2 separate regions of the Homo sapiens genome follow, and region 2 is linked to region 1. Evidence: read pairs that join two places in POLR2A ChIA-PET (ENCODE). Cell type or tissue: GM12878. All regions are shown on one strand. Each heading gives the region's core, and the rest is flanking DNA. Links, peaks and the distances in the headings are about the cores only.

Evidence for each region. ChIA-PET counts read pairs that join two places held together with the same protein. Peaks named below come from ENCODE experiments on the same cell type or tissue, not always from the same donor. Only the 100,000 strongest peaks of a DNase experiment are listed, where the experiment ranks them.
Region 2: POLR2A ChIA-PET joins it to region 1 with 5 read pairs; 2 of 35 experiments call an interaction of 5 or more read pairs at or near these places.

Annotation. Positions count from the first base shown.
Region 1 is chr3:186,704,928-186,707,849 of GRCh38, reverse strand. It overlaps the pseudogene HRGP2. Among named protein-coding and RNA genes, the nearest start is that of KNG1, 11 kb to the left of the region's middle. In GM12878, for the core only: no CTCF peak of the experiment used is centred there; a DNase peak (open chromatin) is centred at 1,499.
Region 2 is chr3:186,585,582-186,588,503 of GRCh38, reverse strand. It overlaps DNAJB11 (DnaJ heat shock protein family (Hsp40) member B11), which reads right to left. Exons shown (of 10, transcript NM_016306.6): 10 at 2,711-2,922. Among named protein-coding and RNA genes, the nearest start is that of DNAJB11, 16 kb to the right of the region's middle. In GM12878, for the core only: no CTCF peak of the experiment used is centred there; no DNase peak of the experiment used is centred there.

The DNA.
Region 1 (2,922 bases), core at 174-2,673:
AAAAAAAAAGAAACATTATTATCCTTATTTTTCTCATTTTAACAGACAGTGGTGAAACTATATTATGGCCTGGAACCCATGTGTGGGACCAACACTGGGGAACTAGTGCCTTATCATTGATTTTTTTTTTTTTTTTTGAGAGGGAGTCTTGCTCTGTCACCTAGGCTGGAGTCAGTGGTGCGATCTCGGCTCACTGCAAGCTCCGCCTCCTGGGTTCACACCATTCTCCTCTCAGCCTCCGGAGTAGCTGGGACTTCAGGCGTCCACCACCATGCCCAGCTAATTTTTTGTATTTTTAGTAGAGATGGGGTTTCACCGTGTTAGCCAGGATGGTCTGGATCTCCTGACCTCGTGATCCTCCCGCCTCGGCCTCCCAAAGTGCTAGGATTACAGGCGTGAGCCACTGCGCCCGGCCTTATAATTGATATTCTTGATAGAGGTCTGAGGCTTGACGGTATGGACATCCCTTACTCCCCAAGGCTGAACACTTAACCTCTTCCCCCTCTTCCTTGTTTAGAGTTTAATTTTTAAAAATATCTACAGAGTCATGTTCATGGTGACAACCCTGCCCTTTGTTTCTCTTTCTTTCTTTTTTTAATTTGGGATGTGGATGTTTGGAGTATTTTCAGTTTTGTTTCTGATATAAAAAATTCCATGAAGCAAATCTTTGTACTCATGTAAAAAATAGAACTAAGATTTCTGGGACAGATGTAAAATATAGTTTTGCATCTTATTTATATACATTTATATAATAAATTTGAGGCTAATTTATTCTCCTTAGATTCTGTGCCTAATAATAAAAGCTAGGAATGACTAAGTCTCAGCGCTGGAGTCCTGACTGCAAGGAGCATTTTCAAATTCATTCAAGGTTGATTGAATTGGACATGATTTTACTTTTCTTCCAAATCTTGTTTCTCCCCAATTCTTGGAAAAGTATTTGTACTTTTCATGTGATAATAGCAATTGCACTCCTTTCCCCAGTATGGGGCATGCTCTGTATCTCTTGTCTTTCTCTTTCTCTCTCTTTCACACACAATCTCTCTTACAAAGCCATAAGAACCAATTACACTATGTGTGTGCAAATTCACTTAGTCTGGCACTGCTCATGACAAAGTTGCTTAGACAACCCACCTGAGGGTTGAAGACTTTGCAGATTACGACAAGATCTTTTGGGCTTTTCAAGTCCAAGGCTCCTGCATCGTAGGACAAATATACTCTGCAGACTCCATAAACTTTCAAAGGAGAGATAAACCTGTTAGTGTGTGTGTGTGTATGTGTGGTGTATATGTGCGCACATGGGGAAGTGAAGATGCCCAGCCAGAGGTGTGAACTTCCAGACATTCAGGAAAGGAAGAAGAGCTTTAGAAAAAATAAGAGTAATATGATCAGATATCTACATCAGCTGTTCAGCAATCTTTCCTCGTTAACACTTTGGGGAAAGTGCAGGTGGTGAAGGGTATCACTCAAGTTGCTGTGGTTTTGTCATGAGCAGGCACCAGCACTGGGCTTCCCCATGGGTTGTGGTGAGGAAAACCACATCATTGCTGCCTTGCCTTTAGGCCAACCCTTCTGCCCTGGAGACCTGAGTTGCCTGTGCCTAGAAACAATGAAGAATGTTATTGAAGAGGGATTTTTGCAACTTCAGCTAGTCCCTTGGAGGAAAGTGTTGGACAGGAGGGCACCCATATAGCATAAAGATGGGTTTTCATGGACACTGTCAAGGCAAGTGTCTGTTGGCTCCACCGTAAACACAAGGGCTACAACTGGCTGGCACTCCTGTGCTCCAGAGGCCCCAACCCCAGCTGTGAAAGATCGACTAGGTCAAGAGGACAGCTGTCTGCTAGAAGAAACTGCTAAGCATTGAGGTTCTGAGTACAGTTTGGGAATCAGAGAGACCTATGTTAATCCTGGCTTCTCCATTTCCTAGTTGTGAGTTTGGGAAAGTTACACAAAATTTCTGAAAGCCAGCCATTGTAAAATGGGGATAATAATATGTACTCACAGGTGTAGGAAGGCTCTATTATTATTATTATTATTATTATTATTATTATTGAGACAGAATCTCACTCTGTCACTGAGGCTGGAGTGCAGTGGTGAGATCTCAGTTCACTGCAACCTCTGCCTCCTGGGTTCAAGCGATTATCCTACCTCAGCCTCCCAAGTTCCTGGGACTACAGGAGCCTGCCACCATGCCCTGCTAATTTTTGTATTTTTTGGTAGAGACAGGGTTTCACCGTGTTGGCCAGGCTGGTCTTGAACTCCTGCCTCAAGTGATCCGCCTGCCTTTGTCTCCCAAAGTGCCGGGATTACAGGCGTCATGCCCGGCATTGGAGGGCTCAGTTAAATGAGAGTGTGCTGTAAAACATTTAGCCCCCAGCCTCTTCTCCGGCTTCCATGGTTCACGACTGGGCTTACATTACCCACACCAAACTCAGGAAGAGTTAGTTGGGGATGGGGATAGGGGAAGGAGGTGTCTTTTCTGGTGGCCTCTAAGCAGAATTCTACAACTGGTTCAGGTTGATAATTTCCACAGCCTGAAAAGTAACTAATATATGATTCCTTCCTTCCAGCTATGAACAATATGTTGTCAAGCCTCAGAAAAATCCTCAATGTGAAATCAGAATTAAAATTCTGTGTCCTAAAACTTTCTAGATAATTGCCCTTTGTTAAGTGTTTAAAACTCTAGGCCACCTTTTCCCAAGGAAATGGAGGCAGACACTTGCTTTTCCTTGTCAGTGGCATTATCTTGAGGTTCTAAAATGGCAGTAGTATATGTGACAGTGTTTTGTAAACTGTAGGTCACCATGCAAATACCAGTTATTATTAGCAACAATTTCCTGCAGGTACATGGGTATCAATTTGTAAATAATCAGGTGAAAAATCCCACAGGACTATGCATGAAAAGAAATGGATTTTAATCTC
Region 2 (2,922 bases), core at 251-2,750, 120 kb after region 1:
CCCAAAACATGGTAACAGACTGGACCACTGGGCCAACTGAGTGAGGGGGAGGTAACTGAATAGGAGTAAATATGAGGCCCTTTATCCCAAAGTACTAGTCAACTTCTGTTGAGTGACCTGGCACAGCCTGGGCGAGACTCTTAGAGCAGTGCAATCCACAGAAATATAATGTGAACTACATACGTAATTAAAATTTCCTATTAGCCAAATTCTAAAAAGTGAAAAAAACTCAGGTGAATTTTAGTAATATATTGTTTTTAATAATCTATTTTATTTCACCAGTTATATTCAAAATGCTATCATTTAAACATGTAGTCAATATAAAATTGAGACATTTTACTTTTTTTTTATACTAAGTCTTCAAAATCCAGTGTGTATTTTATGCTTCATAGCACCTCTGTTTGGATGAGCCACATTTCAAGTGCTCAATTGCCACATGTGGCTACCAGATTGGACTATGCAGCTCTAGAGGGTTTTCACTGACACTCAGTGTGATGAGACTGCCCCCAAATTATGTCATTCTCAGGCTGGCTGCATTGTTGGAGGAACTGTGCTTAAAGTTATACCACTCAGAAATATTTCATTTCTGTTAATGGAATAAGAAAGGGTCGGGGCTCTTTGACATCTAAACTCATGACGGAAGCTGTACTGGTGCCCACTGCCTGTGACCTGTGTCCAACCCTTCACTGTGAGTCCTGGAGCAATTTCAGTGACTAAAATACTAGAATTTTAAAAAGTGAACACTTACCAAGTGGTGTCTTCTTCTCTTGCTTATCTTTCAGAGCCCTTGGATATCTTTTGTTCATGGTAAAGGTTGCTACTGGAGCCAACAGCAGCTTTTTTTCAAGGAATAGAATAAAATTATCTTTCCATTCCCATTTCTAGTAACACCCATTGGACCTTTTCAAACAGGTTTTAAGTTTCCAAATCCTGTTCCCTTTTCAGTGATTTCTGAGCACTAACATCCATCTAGGATTTGGCAATCCAGCACCTAACCAATAGTGAATGCAGCTAAGGGGCAGGAGTATATGTAAGTGAATAAATCTCTGAGTAGCCCAAAAAGATGTTTAAGATGCATAAAAGACCAAGCACAAAAATATCCCCCTTCATTATCTCCATTTTGCAGATGAGAAAACTGAGGCTAACAAGCTTCCTCAGTCATAGAAATTAAATCTGATTCCAGGCCAAGCATCCTTTCAGCCTCATTGCATAGCTCCCTGGAATGGCTTTTTTCCTTGCAGAACTGAAGACACTATTATCTGTTCTTCCACATTAATTACCTAGCATCCTTCCTCTATGGTGTTTATCTTCCCTTCTTAAGAAAATCTATGGAATTTTAATATAAATCTTTCCAAATTACAATGTGCCTCAGATAAAGCACTTAAAGCTACCTGAAGCTCAGAGTCCAATAATGAAAGAATATTCTTTAACTTATTAAATCACGACAATCTAGACAATGGATAAAAAGGAGTGACAAAGCCCAGGAGTGACAAAGCCCCATTAACATTCTTCTTTGTAGGAAACACATTATCCCTATGGGGTCTTTCTCACCAAGACTAGCAGCTCTAGCTCTTAGTATCATGACTGACCCTTGCATACATCTTGGAAAAATGGGGATTAGTAAGTGCAAATAATGATCAAGACTTCTCCGGGGCTGATATATAAAGGAAATGATGATCACTCCTGAGAAATGCTCAACTAGAGGCAATTCAGTACATAATGAATCTTACAGGTACAAAAAGTCCACTAAACTTACATACGTATTTGTGTGGTTTCACTTGATTTTTTGTTTTTTTAGAGATGGAGTCTTGCTCTGTCACCCAGGCTGGAGTGCAGTGGCACGATCTCCCCTCACTGCAACCTCCACCTCCCAGGTTCAAGCAATTCTCCTGCCTCAGCCTCCTGAGTAGCTGGAATTGCAGGCGCCCACCACCGTGGCCGGCTAATTTTTGCATTTTTAGTAGAGACGGGGTTTCACCCTGTTGGCCAGGCTGATCCTGAATTCCTGACCTCGTGATCTACCCGCCTCGGCCTCCCAAAGTGCTGGGATTATAGGTGTGAGCCACCACGCCTGGTGATTTCTAAGGTATGTATAGCCCAAAGGCAGGGATGCTGCTAGAACTATGCTGATGGCTAGAAGGCAGCTCCACACACAATACGCAACATCAGTTGTTAAACAGAATTGAAATACTCACTAGCAGAGACAAAAAGTCCAAAGTACATGAAAAGTAGAGTGTGATGTGACTATATATGTGAAAATGAGGGAGATTCAAAAGTCAAATGTACTCGTCACATAGCATCTGAATTGGGTGCCATGAGATGAGCAAACATAATTTGCAACTCTAAATTCCTTTTCTAGAACCAGTGGTAGTCCTTGTTCCTAAACAAACCAAAGGCTTTCTAACCATGAGGTCAACTGAAATTATATACATGAAAGGTGCTTTCTAAACAGTAAAGTGTCCATATCAGATTATTATTCCCAAATTAAATGAGAGAAAATATACTTCAAGGACAATTAGATCTTTGTGTAACCTTCATTCATGGACCCCAATCAACCATTCAGTTTCTTCCAAGCTCCTTTCTAGCAGATGCCGTATGTGTAATTGGGCATGGGGACTGGATCTATATCACTCTTTTGCATGCGTGTGCATCCATCTTGCTTGATGGGAGGACAACCCAAATAGCTCACAGAAGAAACAGGAGTCATGAAAAAAATAACAACAAAATGTATTTAAAAACAGACTTCTCCAGTTGGCATTTTGAATGAAATTGCTAACAACTCCAACCCTCTATATTGTGTTTCTTTTGCTCCTGGAGTCCTCTTGCAGCTTTAATTCTTGAAACTCAGGCGGCAGCACCAGACATTAAATCCCCAAAGGGAGAGGTATTAGTAAACCTTTTGCTGGTCATTCTTTTCCGAAT